Regions from separate parts of the Homo sapiens genome. Here region 1 is linked to region 2. A link is an interaction called in ENCODE POLR2A ChIA-PET data of the cell type or tissue named here. Cell type or tissue: HepG2. All regions are shown on one strand.

What was found. Peaks named below come from ENCODE experiments on the same cell type or tissue, not always from the same donor. Only the 100,000 strongest peaks of a DNase experiment are listed, where the experiment ranks them.
Region 1: POLR2A ChIA-PET joins it to region 2 with 10 read pairs; 4 of 35 experiments call an interaction of 5 or more read pairs at or near these places.

What each region holds. Positions count from the first base shown.
Region 1 is chr20:33,335,036-33,343,035 of GRCh38, forward strand. No RefSeq gene overlaps it. Among named protein-coding and RNA genes, the nearest start is that of BPIFB1, 56 kb to the left of the region's middle. RefSeq lists an enhancer at 2,892-2,991. In HepG2, a CTCF peak has its summit at 2,266; a DNase peak (open chromatin) is centred at 4,676; H3K4me3 peaks cover 582 bases; H3K27me3 peaks cover 393 bases.
Region 2 is chr20:33,415,321-33,423,320 of GRCh38, forward strand. SNTA1 (syntrophin alpha 1) reads right to left here. Exons shown (of 8, transcript NM_003098.3): 3 at 2,399-2,603. Among named protein-coding and RNA genes, the nearest start is that of CDK5RAP1, 18 kb to the left of the region's middle. RefSeq lists enhancers at 3,745-4,245, 6,498-8,000. In HepG2, a CTCF peak has its summit at 863; a DNase peak (open chromatin) is centred at 861.

The DNA of each region.
Region 1 (8,000 bases), 80 kb before region 2:
ACATGGTGAAACCCCATCTCTACTAAAAATACAAAAAAAATTAGCCTGGTGTAGTGGTGGGCGCCTGTAATCCCAGCTACTTGGGAGGCTGAGGCAGAAGAATTGCTTGAACCCAGGAGGCAGAGGTTGCAGTGAGCCGAGATCATGCCATTGCACTCCAGCCTGGGCAACAGAGCAAGACTCTGTCTCAAAAGAAAAAAAAAAAAGAAAAAGAAAAAAAAATAATCAGAGATGCAGACAAAGATGGTTACCATAGCACTGGTTTTATGGTGAAAATTTGAGAACAATCTAAATGTCCAACAATACAAGATTTATTTTTATGATAAATTCCTAATAAAAAATTTGTACAGGCATTAAAATAATGTTTTAAAAGAGCATTCATAAGAAAATACAAGAAGACTAGGATACAAACCTATTTAGAGATGATCTGAAAATTAAATGTACATATATAAAATAAATGAGCTGGGCACAGTGGCTCACACCTGTAATCCCAACACTATGGGAGGCCAAGGCAAGCAGATTGGTTGAGCTCATGAGTTCGAGACCAGCTTGGGCAGCATGATGAAACCTCATCACTACAAAAAATACCAAAAAAATTAGCCAGGCATGGCGGTTCATGCCTGTAGTCCCAGCTACTCGAGTGGCTGCGATGGAAGGGTGGCTTGAGCCTAGGAGGCAGAGGTTGCAGTGAGCTGGGATGGCACCACTGCACTCCAGCCCAGGCAATAGAGCCAGGCCTTGTCTCAATAAATAAATAAACTCAAAATGTAGGCTGTGATTGTCAGACAGCTTGAGTGGTAGGATCGCAGGTTACTTTTATTTTATTCTTAATACTGTTTCCAAAACTTTTATGGTGAACATGGTTGACTTTTATGATTGGGGGAAAATGTTCTCATTCATTCAATAATTGTAGGGATAGGTATCGACACTTTGTGCCACATGAGCAAAACACAGCAAGAATGGTTTCTGCCCTCACAAAACTTGTGATGGAGACGTTAAATAACCCAGCCAATAAAAAGACAAAGGACTACAAATTCCAATGAGAGCCAAGAAGGAAAACTACAGGGTGCCAGGAGAGAGAAGAATGGCAGCGTGGCCAGGCACAGTGGCTCATGCCTGTAATCCCAGAACTCTGGGAGGTTGAGGAAGGCAATCACTTGAGGCCAGGAGTTCAAGACCAGCCTGGCCAACATGATGAAACCCCATCTCTACTAAAAATACAAAAATTAGCCAGGCGTGGTGGCACTTGCCTGTGGTCCCAGCTACTAGGGAGGCTGAGGCAGGAGAATCGCTTGAACACAAAGGCGGAGGCTGCAGTGAGCCAAGATCGTGCCACTGCGCTCCAGGCTGGGTGACAGAGTGAGGCTCTGTTTCAAAATAAAAACAATGGCTAGGGTAGCCTACTTTAGAAGAGGTGACCGGGGAAGGCCTCTTGAAGGAGAAGCTGTTCGAGCTGAGACCTGCAGTGTGAGTGAGCCAGGTAAAATGTGGAGGAAAGGGTTCTGGGCAGTGGGAACAGAATGTGCAAAGGTCCTGGGGTGGAAATAAGGTGGGTCTATCTGAGAAACTAACAGAAAGCCAGTGCAGACAGTGAAATAAGCAAGAAATGGTAGGAAATGAGGTTGGAGAGGCAGGCAGAGGTCCAACTGCACAGGGCCTCAAGGGCTAGGCCAAAAATATGGGCACCATTCTGTGCGGAATGGTGATTCACTATTTTAAGCAGGAGAGTGATGTGATCTGAATATGTCAGACTTTTTTTTTTTCTTAAGAGAAGGGGTCTCACTATGTTGCCCAGGCTGGTCTGGAGCTCCTGGGCTCAAGCAATCCTCCTGCCTCAGTTTCCTAATGTCATGCACTTTTAGAAGAAAAGAGATTGAGCCAGAGCTACAAAGCTACAGACTCCCAGAGCTTTGGGGGAAATCCAGTGCTGTTTTATTGTGAGACATCAGGGATCAACCCTGAGATGTTCAAACCAACTACCCTGAGGGAGCTCATATCTCTGCCCAGTGTTGTTCTGAAGAGCGGTGGAGACAGGAGAAAGGAAGGCTGAAGGTGGAGGGAACTCCCTGCCTCACATCAGCTATCACTTTAGGCACTCAGAGCCACTGTCTTCTCTGATTCCCATAAGCCCCATCAAAGAGAAGCAGACAGGGACTTGTTAGCCTATTTGACAGACAGAGAAACTGAGGCTCAGAGGAGCTGGCCCCATTCATTCGTGCATTCCTTCATTCATGCATTTACTGCACGCTAGGTGGAGACAGGGATGTGCAAGACGAGTGAGACACGCCCCAGCCCTCAGGCATCTCATGGACTATCGGATCAAGAAGACAAGGGGCATATCCTGGGAAAAGGCTTTGCTCCAGACATGTCTGCCTTTGAATCTCAGTCCTGCCACTTCTGCAGAGAAGTAACTTCTCTGAACCGCAGTTTCTTCACGTCTAAATGGGGAAAGTGGTGATGCTGCTGAGGAGGAGGACGGGGGAGGAAGAGGAGGAGGAGCGAGGAGGAAGATAGGTTGTTGTAAGAGTGGAAAGCATTTGCTGAGTGCTCAGTAGTGGGATTTTGGAGGTTGTGGGCAACTCCTTCTGACCCAAGTTTTAGTGTGATTTCCATGACACACCCTGTCTCTCCATCCTGGGCAGCGTTAGTTCTCCCTTATGTGAAACCCAAGCTGGCTGAGCCCACAGGCAAATGCAGCCATAGTGACACTGGAGCTATTCAGAGCCAACCTGTTGCCCTTCTATAAAAAGATGCCCACTGGCATCCTGAACACACGAAACAATGTGTACCCAGTGGGTGCAAAGAGGCAGGGGGTGCTCAGAGGAGAAGCAGCAGAACCAGAGTGCCCATAAGCCACACGTCCTCTGGGAAGGAAGGGAAAGCCCTCTTGGGACAGACACACTCAATTTTGACTTACAAAGCAGAAACCACAGGCCTAACCCTGAGTATTGACATCTGTGAGCAAGTGGATTGAAAAGAAACAGCCAAAACTGAAACATCTGCAAACACGTCTTAAATACAGTACTTCGCTTTGAAACCTCTTACACATTTGTGACAAGGTTTGTTCACATATCTACTTTGGGAGCATGTGCCCAGAAAACTTTATACCCCCATTGAAAATGAAACTTCAGGCCAGGCACGACGGCTCATGCCTGTAATCCCGGCACTTTGGAAGGCCGAGGAGGGTGGATCACCTGAGGTCAGGAATTCGAGACCAGCCTGGGAAATATAGTGAAACCTTGTCTCTACAAAAAATACAAAAATTAGCCGGGCTTGGTGGCCTATAGTCCCAGCTACTTGGGGGGATGAGGTGGGAGGATCACGTGAGCCCAGGAGGCAGAGGTTGCAGTGAGCCAAGATCATGCCACTGCACTTCAGCCTGGGTGACAGAGTGAGACCCTGTCTCAAAAAAGAAGAAACTTCAGAGTGAGGTTAAAATGTCTCTATACCGGCTTTCTGTCTAGTAAAATCATTCTAAATGATCCATTTTTGGGAGGAGATAAAGAAACATAACCCCCCAAAATCCATATTTTACTGTTTCAAACAAGGTGTAAATAGTTGTGAAAATCTAGATTCTGTAGATAGGAGAATGGCATAAAATCAAAGACCTGAGCGTGGCTGATGCAATAGTAGATAATGATGATGATAGTAGATTATGGAGACTCACATATCCTAGGCAGGGTGACATATTTCATCTTGTTTAATCCTCACAGCAACCCTATGATAGGCATGATTTCATCCCCACTTTATAGATGAGGAAACTAAGGAACAAAAATATTAGATAATATCCCAAGGCCACACAGCCAGGAGGCAGCAGAACCAAGATTCATATCAAGGCCTGTCTGGCCCCAAACTCTGTGACCAGAAACTCTGCCTTTTCCTAAACCATTGGTTCTTCACCGTTTATACATCACAAGGCCCATCAAGAATCTCATTAAAGCAACGTGGGGATATCATTGAGCCCAGGAGTTTGAAACCAGCCTGGGCAACATAGTGAGATCCCATCTCTACCAAAAACATAGGAAAAAGCTAGCTGGGCATGATAACATGAACCTATAGTCTCAGTTAAGGTGGGAGGATGGCTTGAGCCCAAAAGGTCAAGGCTGCAGTGAGCTGTGATGGCACCACTACATTCCAGCCTGGGCAACAAAGTGAGACCCTGTCTCAAAAAAAAAAAAAAAGAATCTCATTAAACGTATCTCTGAGAAGTGAACATTAACACCAAATTTTATATGCAACTTCAGAGGGTCCAGGGACACAAACTGCCTGCAGTAGCCCCCCGTGACCTCGTGTGACTGGCAGAGATCTGACACTGATTACGCCAGAGGACTGAGCCAAGGAAGGCAGGCCATGGCCTCCGAGTTCCAGGGGCCTAGACAGACACAGACAAGCACATAAAAAGATAAAAGCATAAACATGTATGCAGACATGTGTGCGTCACTAAAGAATCCTTAAGTTTCTGTCCCTGGGACATCCTCGGCTCAACCTGGCCTATTGTGATCTCCTCACACAGAGGCTATTAAGAGTTGGCAGACTGCATTATCACTGGTCATTGTGATCTCAGCCAAGACTTGGCCAGCCTTGAAAAGGACTTCCCTTCAAAGAGTCTGCAGGTCAAATCGCTTAGGGCTCAGGGACAAACTGGCCGTTGTTCCCAGCTGATAAGCCACCCTATGTCACGTAATCCACCATGGGGACCCTGGATTAGCAGAAGTCAATGGCTGCCCCACCTCCTAAAGTTGAAGAGGAGAGAGACAAAGAAGCAGGAAGCCCCGAGGCCCATCAGAGGCTGCCTCCCGGATGTGCCCCTTCCCCTTCATGACCTCTGCGGTTGGGTTCATTGTTTGGGTTCAGAGAATCATTCGAGGCACCAAACTCAAGGGCCACACCCACCAATGGGTGGCACAAATTTCATCTCAAAGATGATTCAATTTCCCTCAAATGTCCAAGAAAAATAAGACCCAGGACAGTTGAGTTTCGTCTCCTACTTATCATCATGAATAAAACTCTAAGTTCTGCCCTCTGACATTTGATGCAAAGGTCTACGTATCTAATACAAAGGTCTATGCACTGTCTGTTCAGCAATGTCCAAAGTGGGGCCTTTGACAAATGAAACCGTAGTTGAGGTTCATGGCATGAGAACCTCAGTGGAGCTGGAGAGGTCCTGCAGCCTAGGGAAGGCCAGGCAGCAGACATGCTGAGCCTGCTTGAAGGCAGGACCCCAGTCCAATGCCTAGCCTGCAGGTCCCTGAAGCGGGCATTCACCACCCCCTGAGGCAAAATCAGCTTCCTCACCTGGACTCTTGCTTTGTAAGGCTGTGGTTACACCAAACAGCATGATAGGACGCACAAAACAAAATCACAAATCTTCAAGTGATAGGAACCTAGATGATGACTGGGCCTTCTCCTGCTGTACAGGGAAAGCCTCAGGCCCAAAGAATAGGTTCTAGAATTTGGGGAGCCATTCAATGAGATAACAGGTAAGAAGGAGCCCTGTCCAAAGACTAGATTTTTTTTTTTTTTTTTGAGACAGGGTCTTGCCCTCTTACCCAGGCTGGAGTGCAGTGGTGTGATTAAGGTTCACTGCAGCCTCGACCTCCTGGGCTCAAATGATCCTCCAAACTCAGCCTCCCGAGTAGCTGGGACCACAGGCACATGCCACCACGCCTAGATAATTTTTGTATTTTTGTGGAGACAGGGTTTCGCCATGCTGCCCAGGCTGGTCTTGTACTCGTGAGCTCAAGCAATCTACCTGCCTTGGCCTCCCAAAGTGTTGGGGTTACAGGCATGAGCCATTGCTCCCAGCTGAATTTCTTAAATATAAATGAGAACCTCAGCAGCCTAGTGACACCATTCAAGTCTCATTCCAGGGGCAACCAGGGGAAGCAAAGTGGGCTGAGCCAGTTATGTAACTCCCAAGCTTAAACCCCTCCACCTTCCAATCACCCTGAAAACAAAAATCCAAAGTCTACCACAGTGTATCCCTCAGGATGCATCTGGTCACAGGCAACAGAAAACAGGCCCTTATTGATGATTTCACCTGGAAGGTGTTCAGAGCAGGGCAGCTCCTTGCCTGGTAACATCTGCGGATCAACATCTTCCTTCCCATTTCTCTACTGTCTCCTTCATCTTCAGCCAAGCTCTCACCCCTAGAGCTACTCAAGCTCATGCCCATTCAGGTTTTTTATACTTTCCAACCACCCTGCATCCATTACTCACTCCCCAGGTCTTTGCATGGTTCGATCCATCATCATGTCACCCACGTCTGGGATAAAATGTCACTCAGCACAGAGGTGTGGGTCCAAAGGAATCTCACCCCCTCTTCTCCATCATCTTTGTTTCTCTTTCTTCACACATGTATCATTATCAAGAATTGTCAGGCTGAGTGCTGTGGCTCACATCTGTAATCCCAGCACTTTGGGAGTCCAAGGCAGGTGGATTCCTTGAGTCCAGGAATTTGAGACCAGCCTGGGCAACATGGCGAAACCCTGTCTCCACTAAAAATAGAAAAATTAGCTGGGCGTGGTACCACGCGCCTTTAGTCCCAGCTACTTGGGAGGTGAGAGGATTGCTTGAACCCAGGAGGCAAAAGTTGCAGTGAGCCAAGATCATACCACTGCACTCCAGCCTGGGAGACAGAGCGAGACTCTGTCTCAAAAAAAAAAAAAAAAATAGAATTGTCCTGTTATCAGTGTCCCCCACTAAGGGGTGAACTGCATGAGGGAGGACACAGTATGGCATGTCCCCTGCCTGATCCCTACCACCCACCACAGTACCTGGCAGGGAGAAAGTGCAGGGGCTCTTTGCTGAAAGAATGCATGTGTTGCACACATGCTGGAACCCTGACAACTTCCCACTTCATTTCCAGAAAGGAAAAGTCGGTACTGGAAGGTCATTTTATGTCCAGTAGGACAATCCAAGCCCAAATCCTAGACCAGCTCCAGACTTCTGGGTGTCTTGGGGCATGTGACCCCTGCTCTGGAACTCTGTCCTCACCTACAAAATGAGGGTGCAGAATGGACTAGACTAGTGGTTCTCCAATCTGGGCCGCCTGCAGAGAGGCCTTCTAAAACAAATTCCTGCACCTCCACCCTTACTTATTAAAGCAGGATCCAGAAGTTGGGGAAGAGAGGAACCAAGAATTAAAACCTGTAACATACGCACCAAGGTGATAATGATGTCTATTGGGACCTTCAGGTTCTTCTGAACTCAGAGGTACTGGAATAAAGGGCAGGCCCAGGCCCATGGCTGCCACATGGACTCTCCAGAGAACCTTCCAGATGCTCTGCCCAAGCCCAGCTCGTGCAGCTCCCGGAACCAGCTTCCTTTCCCTCCGAGCCTGATCCATGCTCATTCACTCATCCCTGGGATGAGCTAGGAGTGTCAGTCTCTCCCAGCTGACCATCAGCAGCCTTAGGGCTGGAACCCTGTCTGTGATATGCAATGTTCTACTGCTGTCCAGAAACACTGCCTGGCACAATATGTGTCTGTGGGAATGAAGGAATGAACAAGAGCACGCAGGCCCATTACTGTGGGGCTTTTTGGAGCCTGCAATGAATTAAGATGCTCAGAGAGGCCGGGCACGGTGGCTCACCCCTGTAATCCCAGCACTTTGGGAGGCAGAGGCGGGCGGATTTCTTGAGGCCAGGAGCTCAAGACCTGCCTGGCTGACATGGCAAAACCCCATCTCTTCTAAAAATACAAAAATTAGCCAGGCATGGTCGTGCACACCTGTAGTCCCAACTGCTCAGGAGGCTGAGGCAGGAGAATCACTGGAACCCAGGAGATGGAAGCTGCAGTGAGCTGAGATAGCACCACTGCACTCCAGCCTGGGTGACAGAATGAGACACTGTCTCAAAAAAAAAAAAAAAAAAAAAGTCACTCAGAGGATCTCCAGACAAGGAGAGGCCCACCTCCACCCTGTGCAGTCAGGCCCAGAGCCTGGACCATGAAACAGAGGTTGGGACACATTTGCCATAGGGAACAGGGACTGCCCCATA
Region 2 (8,000 bases):
GTCTCTAGAAGGACTAATACTACTTCACCTTCACACTCACAGAAGGCCCTTCCGGGCCGGGCATGGTGGCTCACCCCTGTAATCCCAGCACTTTGGGAGCCCAAGGTGGGTGGATCTTGAGGTCAGGAGTTTGAGATCAGCCTGGCCAATGTGGTGAAACCCTGTCTCTAGTAAAAATACAGCCGGGCGCGGTGGCTCATGCCTGTAATCCTAGCACTTTGGGAGGCCGAGGCAGGCAGAATGCCTGAGCTCAAGAGTTCAAGACCAGCCTGGGCAACATGGTGAACCCCCGTCTCTGCTAAAATACAAAAAAAAAAAAAATTAGTCAGGCATGGCGGCGTGCACCTGTAGTCCCAGCTACTCAGGAGGCTGAGGCAGGAGAATTGCCTGAACCTAGGAGGCGGAGGTTGCAGTGAGCTGAGATTGTACCACTGCACTCCATCCAGCCTGGCAACAGAGAAGACTCTGTCCCAAAAAAAAAAAAAATACAAAAATTAGTCTATTAAAAATACAGGCGATGGCTCATGCCTGTAATCCTAGCACTTCAGGAGGCCAAGGTGGGCGGATCACCTGAGGTCAGGAGTTCCAAACCAGCCTGACCAACATGGTGAAACCCCATCTCTAATAAAAATACAAAATTAGCTGGGCATGTTGGCAGGTGCCTGTAATCCCAGCTACTCAGAAGTCTGAGGCAGGAGAATCGCTTGAACCCGGGAGAAGGGGACCGCAGTGAGCCAAGATTACACCACTGCACTCCAGCCTGGGCAACAGAGCGATACTCCGTCTCAAAAACAAAAACAAAGGCTCTTTTTTAGAGCATCGGCAAGTGACCTGTGAATCACCAGTTTTTGCCTCATGGGGGCAGGCAAGAGGTGTGGCATCGAGTGAGACCAAGAGATTTGGATGCTGGACGTTAACCAGCCCTCCCAGCCAATGTTGGGCATTTGCTTGGCATTGAACCTAGGCTGTCACTAGGACCCACAGCCCAAGCTTGTAATGCATATAGCAGTTAAGCATCACCTCCAACAATGCATATCCCACTTGACCAAATATGCTCCATTTAGCCACCACCATCACTCAGGTATCTTGCACCTTCCAAAGCAGAAAGGACTACCAGGATTGAGGCAAGTGCCACCCTTTCTGGTTGTGTGATCTCAAGTAGGTTACTTCCCCTCTCTGTCCTCATCTATAAAATGGAGGTGAGCCGGGAACGATGGCTCATGCCTGTAATCCCAGCACTTTGGGAGGCCGAGGCAGGCAGATCACCTGAGGTCAGCAGTGCGAAACCAGCGTGGCCAACATGGTGGAACCCCATCTCTACAAAAAATACAAAAGTTAGGCAGGGCACAGTTGCTTACACCTATAATCCCAGCACTTTGGGAGGCTGAGGCGGGGGAATCACCTGAGGTCAGGAGTTCGTGACCAGCCTGACCAACATGGAGAATCCCGTCTCTACTAAAAATACAAATAATTAGCCAGGCATGGTGGCAGGCGCCCGTAATCCCAGCTACTTGGGAGGCTGAGGGAGGAGAATTGCTTGAACCTGGAAGGCAGAGGTTTCAGTGAGCCAAGATCATGCCATTGCACTCCAACCTGGGCAACAGAGTGAGACTCTGTCAAAAAAAAAAAAAAAAAAAAAAAAGTTAGCCAGGTGTGGTGGTGGGCGCCTGTAGTCCCAGCTACTTAGGAGGCTAAGGCAGGAGAATCACTTGAACCCAGGAGGCAGAAATTGCAGTGAGCCAAGATCTTTGCACCACTGCACTCCAGCCTGGGCGACAGAGCAAAACTCTGGCTCAAAAATAATAATAAAATAAAATAAAATGGAGGTGAAATAATAGGACTTTGCCCATTGGGCCTCTGTGAGAGCTAAATAATATTGCACAGGGAAAGCACTCAACACAGTGCTGGGTACACAGTAAACACTCAGTAAATGTTAGGTGGTTTCAGTATTATCAATGAACTGTTAAAGGCTGCTCAGATGTGAAGGATGTAACCTTCCATGGCCCTGATAAAAAGGTTACCAGACATCTCAGAGCTCCAGCAGAGTGGGAAGAGACGAGAGGATCAGTGAGTCCAACAACCTCATCTCACAATGGAGAATCTAAAGGTCAGTGAGGAAAAGGGCCTAGTTCAAAGAGGACCAGGACTGGAACGCAGGGTTCTTCCTCAGACCAAGTTCATCCCCAGATGTGAGCTGCCCAGAGGAAGAAGTGAGAAGCAAAGCACACCATCATCTCCATGGCTTCACTCAGGCTTCCAGTCAATCTATTTTTTAAGCACCTACTATGTCCTGGCATTGTGCTGGTCATTCGTACAACACAGAGGTGTCTTTCCATTGGTCCCACCACCTGACGCCAGGGCATCTGTCCATCTGAGTTGCTCCCAACCCCAGCCTTACCTGGGCTCCGGGTCATTGGGGGTGCACCTCTTCGAGACATATGCCATCTTCAAGGACATGTGTTTGGCCTCGCTGAAGTTCCGGGGTGTGGGGCCAGGGGAGGAAGGCTGCCGCTGAAGGGGTGAGGCAGGAGGTGAGTCCCAGCCGACCGAGGTCCCACCAGTAGAGTTCTTGAAATACGGTGAGACGTCCTTCATATACTTGACTGATTGGGAGAGACATCAGCAGTCACCACTGTGACATGGGCTCCCAGCACATATCACAATTGTCACTAATTTATTAAGAGTTTAATTTACGTGTCACTATTAGACCCTTAGTAAGCAAGAGTCCAGTAGTGATATTAACAAATTCTTCTAAGTTAAAGTCTCTGACAGGGCAGTGGAGCAGAAAATACTGTATCCCTTCTCTCTATCCCTATATAGAGATAGGGCCCGCCTATATCCCTTCTCTCATTTTCCCCATGGTTAATAGACATACAGCCACCTGGAAGAAAGACTCTATTTCCCAGCCTCCTTTGCAGTGAGGTGTGGCCATGTGACTTTTTTTTTTTTTTTTTTGAGACAGTTTCTCTCTGTCACCCAGACTAGAGTGCCATGGTGTGATCACAGCTCGCTACAGCCTCAATCTCCCAGATCAATCAATCCTCCCACCTCAGCTCCCCAAGTAGCTGGGTCTACAGGTACGCACTACCACACCCAGCTATTAATTTTTTGTAGAGATGGGGTCACGCCATGTTGCTGGTCTTGAACTCCTAGACAGTGTATACAAGAAGGTGGTTACAAGACTTTCCCAGGCTGGGCATGTTGGCTCATGCCTGTAATCCTAGCACTTTGGGAGGCCAAGGCGGGCAGATCATTTGAGGTCAAAAGTTTGAAACCAGCCTGACCAACATGGTGAAACCCCGTCTCTACTGAAAATACAAAAGCTAGCCGGGCGTGGTGGCTCGCACCTGTAATCCCAGCTACTGGGGAGGCTGAGGCAGGAGAATCACTTGAACCCGGGAGGAGGAGGTTGCAGTGAGCCAAGATTGTGCCACTGTACTCCAGCCTGGGTGACATAACAAGACTCTGTCTCAAAAAAAAAAAAAAAAAAAAAAAAAAAAAAGACTCCCAGGCTGGGCATGGTGGCTCATGCCTGTAATTCCAGCACTTTGGGAGGCCAAGGCAGTGTGGATCACTTGATGTCAGGAGTTCAAGACCACCCTGGCCAACAAGGTGAAACCCTGTCTCTACTAATAATACAAAGGTTAGCTGGGCAGGGTGGTGCATGCCTGTAATCCCAGCTACTCGAGAGGCTGAGGCATGAGAATCACTTGAACATGGGAAGCAAAGGTTGCAATGAGCCAAGATTGCGCACTCCAGCCTGGACGATGAAGTGCGACTGCCTCAAAAAAAAAAAAATGATGACTTTCCCAAGACCTTGTCTCTCTTCTCCCAACAAGGATATACCCTCTGTGGGTGCCTGATGCCTGCTAGCCCGTGGGCAGCCTCTCTTCCTCTGCTCTCAACCACACCTGCTCCCAGGGCCATCTGGCTTGCTAGCTATCTGACGTCTGCAGTCAAAGCCCAGCCAACGTGCCCTGTGAGTGGACAGCCCAGGAAGGAGTTAGGAAGTAATTCTTGGCCCACCTCCCTGGAAGAACCAGATAAGAAGCTATTTCTGTCGCAGGAGATGCCTCTGAGGCTCAGATAGGATTCAAAGCAAATGGAGGCAAATAAGAGGGAGTTACAAACCCTATTGGGGTTGGGATAGAAGCAATGTTGAAAGAAACCAGGGTCAGGTTTTTTTGGGAGAAGCAAGCCTGGGTCTGACTTTTGGGGACTAGGACTCAAATGACTTATCATCACTGTAGCAACGACTTACCCCAGGACTGACTATTGGATTATGTCTCAAAGGGCAGCAGAAGTGGGACATATCACAGCCTACTTGACAGCCAAAAACCATCTCCCCTCTTTTTCCTTTGCTAAGAGAACCCTGAGCCCTAGAGGCTCAGCTTCTCCCCAGCTTAGAGGGAGAATCTTGATTGGTCAAATCAAATCATGATCATTCCATCCTTTTTGCTTGTGATTGGTTTAGAAAGGGGCAAATGATACAGTTCTGGCCAATGAGATGTGAGGAAAAAAACACTGCCTTCCTTTTCTCCTCCTTTAGCCTTTCAAAGTTGCTGGGAGGGAGCTTGTTCCTAGTGCAACGACAGCCACTTTTTTTTTCTTTCTTTTTTTTGTGACAGAGTCTCACTCTGTCGCCCAGGCTGGAGTGCAATGGTGCAGTATTGGCTCACTGCAACCTCTGCCTCCCGGGTTCAAGCGAATCTCCTGCCTCAGCCTCCCAAGTAGCTGGGATTACAGGTGCGTACCACCACACCCAGCTAATTTTTGTATTTTTAGTAGAGATGGGGTTTCGCCATGTTGGCCAGGCTGATCTTGAATTCCTGACCTCAGGTGCTCCGCCGGCCTCAGCCTCCAAAAGTGCTGGGATTACAGGCATGAACCACTGTGCCCAGCCTACTTTTTGACCACAAAGTTTGGGATCCACACATTGAGGATGGTGAAGCAGAAAGATGGAGAGACCTGAGTTTTCGATGATACCATGAGCCCCTAAATTAATCTTCCCTGGAGCCATGCTGTCTCAAGATGTTCGGGAGGATAACACATTTTCTTTGATGTTTAAACCTCATTGAATTGGATTCCTGTTACTTGCAGTCAAAAGCATCCTGACAAATACAGCCCCCAATGGTGCAACTGCTACATCTCCTTGCTACAAGTGGCCACGTCCTGCTCAAAGCCCTGCTCTGCCTCCCCTGCACCCTTTGCCTAACTTCAATGCCCTCTAGGACATGGGCCCTGCCCACAGGTCCTGTCTTCCTCCCTGGCTTCACTTCTTGCCATATCCCTAATCTCACCCTCTGGTCCAATCACACTAACTACTCAGAGGCTGTATGAGCTTCCAAACTTCCACACTATTGAAAATGCAGTTCCCGGCCTTGTGCGGTGGCTCATGTCTGTAATCCCAGCACTTTGGTAGGCCACAGTGGGTGGATCGCTTGAGCTCAGGAGTTTGAGACGAGCCTGGCCAACATGGTGAAACCCTGTCTTTACTAAAAATACAGAAAAAAATTAGCTGGGCGTGGTCGTGGGCACCTGTAATCCCAGCTACTTGGGAGGCTGAGGCAGGAGAATTGCTTGAACCCGGGAGGCGGAGGTTCCAGTGAGCCAAGATTGCGCCACTGCACTCCAGCCTGAGGGACAGAGCAAGACCCCGTCTCAAAAAAAAAAAAGAAAAAGAAAGTAAAATTTAAAAAAAAATTAGCCAGGTGTGGTGACACATGCCTGTGATTCCAGCTAATCAAGAGGCTGAGGCAGGAGGATCGCTTGAACCCAGCAAGCAGAGGCTGCAGCAAGCCATGATTACGCCATTGCACTCCAGTCTGGTAACAGAGTGATACCCTGTCTCAAAAAAAAAAAAAAGAGAAAGAAAGAAAATGCAATTCCCTCTGGAGTCAGATGCTCTTGGATTTGAATTCCAGCTCCAGCACTGTCTAACTGTGTAACCATGGACAAGGTCATTTACCTCTCTGGGCCTCAATCTGCTAGTCAGTAAAAGATGAATAGGGCTGGGCACAGTGGCTCACGCCTGTAATCCCAGCACTTTGGGAGGCTGAGGCGGGAGGATCACCTGAGGCTGGGAGTTCAAGACCACCTGGCCAACATGGCGAAACCCTGTCTCTACTAAAAATACAAAAATTAGCCAGGCCATGGTAGTGCACACCTGTAATCCCAGCTACTCAGGAGGCTGAGGCAGGAGAATTGCTTGAACACAGGAGGCAAAGGCTGCAGTGAGCCAAGATTGTGCCATTGCACTCCAGCCTGGGCAACAAGAGTGAAACTCCGTCTCAAAAAAATAATAATAAAAATAAAAAATAATAAAATAATAAAAATAAAAGATTAATAACTACAGCCAGACATGGTGGCTCACGCCTGTAATCCCAGCACTTTGGGAGCCCGAGGCAGGCAGACTGCTTGAGCCCAGGAGTTCAAGACCAGGTTGGGCAACATAGCAAAACCTTGTCTCTACCAAAAACACAAAACATTAGCCAGGCATGGTAGTGTGCGCCTGTAGTCCCAGCTACTCGGGAGGCTGAGGTGGGAGGATTGCTTGAGCCCAGGAGGCAGAGGTTGCAGTAAGCCAAGATTATGCCACTGCACTCCAGCCTGGGCGACAGAGCAAGACCCTGTCTCCAAAAAAAAAAAAAAAAAAAAAAAAGTCTGCCTCAGAGAGATGTCAGGATTAAATAAAATGTTGTAAGGCATGTGGTGAGTATTAAGGACTCAAGAAGCAGGTGTTTCTCACTTATCAGCCTTTCTTGCCCATACTTCCTAGGTCTCCGATTCTGTGTGTTAGGGTTGTCTCCTCCACAAAACTGGGAACTCCTAAAAGAAATTGCCGGGCACAGTGCCTCACGCCTGTAATCCCAGCACTTGGGAGGCCGAGGCGGGTGGATCACGAGGTCAGGAGATCGAGACCATCTTGGCCAACGTGGTGAAACCTCGTCTCTACTAAAATTACAAAAATTAGCCGGGCATGGTGGCGTGCACCTATAGTCCCAGCTACTCAGGAGGCTGAGGCAGGAGAATCGCTTGAACCCAGGAGGTGGAAGTTGCAGTGAGCTGAGATCGTGCCATTGCACTCCAGCCTGGGCGACAGAGCAAGACTCTGTCTCAAAAAAAAAAAAAGAAAAGAAAAAGAAAGAAACTGGGCTTGCTCTTCAAACCCAGAGTTGGCTGGGCAGTAGCTCACGCCTGTAGTCCCAGCACTTGGGGAGGCTGAGGCAGGCAGATCGCTTGAGCCTAGGAGTTTGAGAGCAGCCTGGGCAACATGGCAAAACCCTGTCTCTACCAAAAATACAAAAAACTAGCTGGGCATGGTGGTGTGCATCTGTAGTCCTAGGTACTTGGGAGGGTGAGATGGGAGGCTAAGGTGGGAGGCTTGCTTGAGCCCAGAAGGTTGAGGCTATAGTCAGCCTGGATAACAGAGCAAGACCCATTTCAAACAAACCAACCAACCCAGAATCAGTGTTCTGTGAATGGAAAAATGAATGCCAGGGCAGGACAGGCTCATTTAGCAGGAGGGAAGAGGTGCCATAGCCCAGGAGACAGGCCCAGCTCAGAGGTCACCTCAGAAGAGGTGATCAGATGCTCAGTCTGGATCCATCACACCCATCACCTCCGCAGTCCCCTACGCCTCACTCCCCTGTGATTGTCTGTGTAGGGTCTGTGTCCCCAACTAGGCTGAGAGCACTTTGAGGGCAGGGACCTGGTCTGACTCTTCTCTGTGTCCCCAGAATCCAGCAGAGATCTCATACGCTACATGCTCAGCAAATGAACATTTGTCAACTTTGAAGCCAGAGAAACTGCCAGATCCCCTGCTCGCCCAGCCATCCCAGATCTGGGTCCCCCTCCTTTCCCACAGGAACATGCTATAAATGGACAGCATACCAGCTGATGCCAGAATCAGGGCTTGCATTTCACAAACCAAGTGGCCTGTCCCAGAGTGGGGGTGGGGTCCTGGGGGCCCCGGAGTGTGGCCATAAATAGCCCAACTC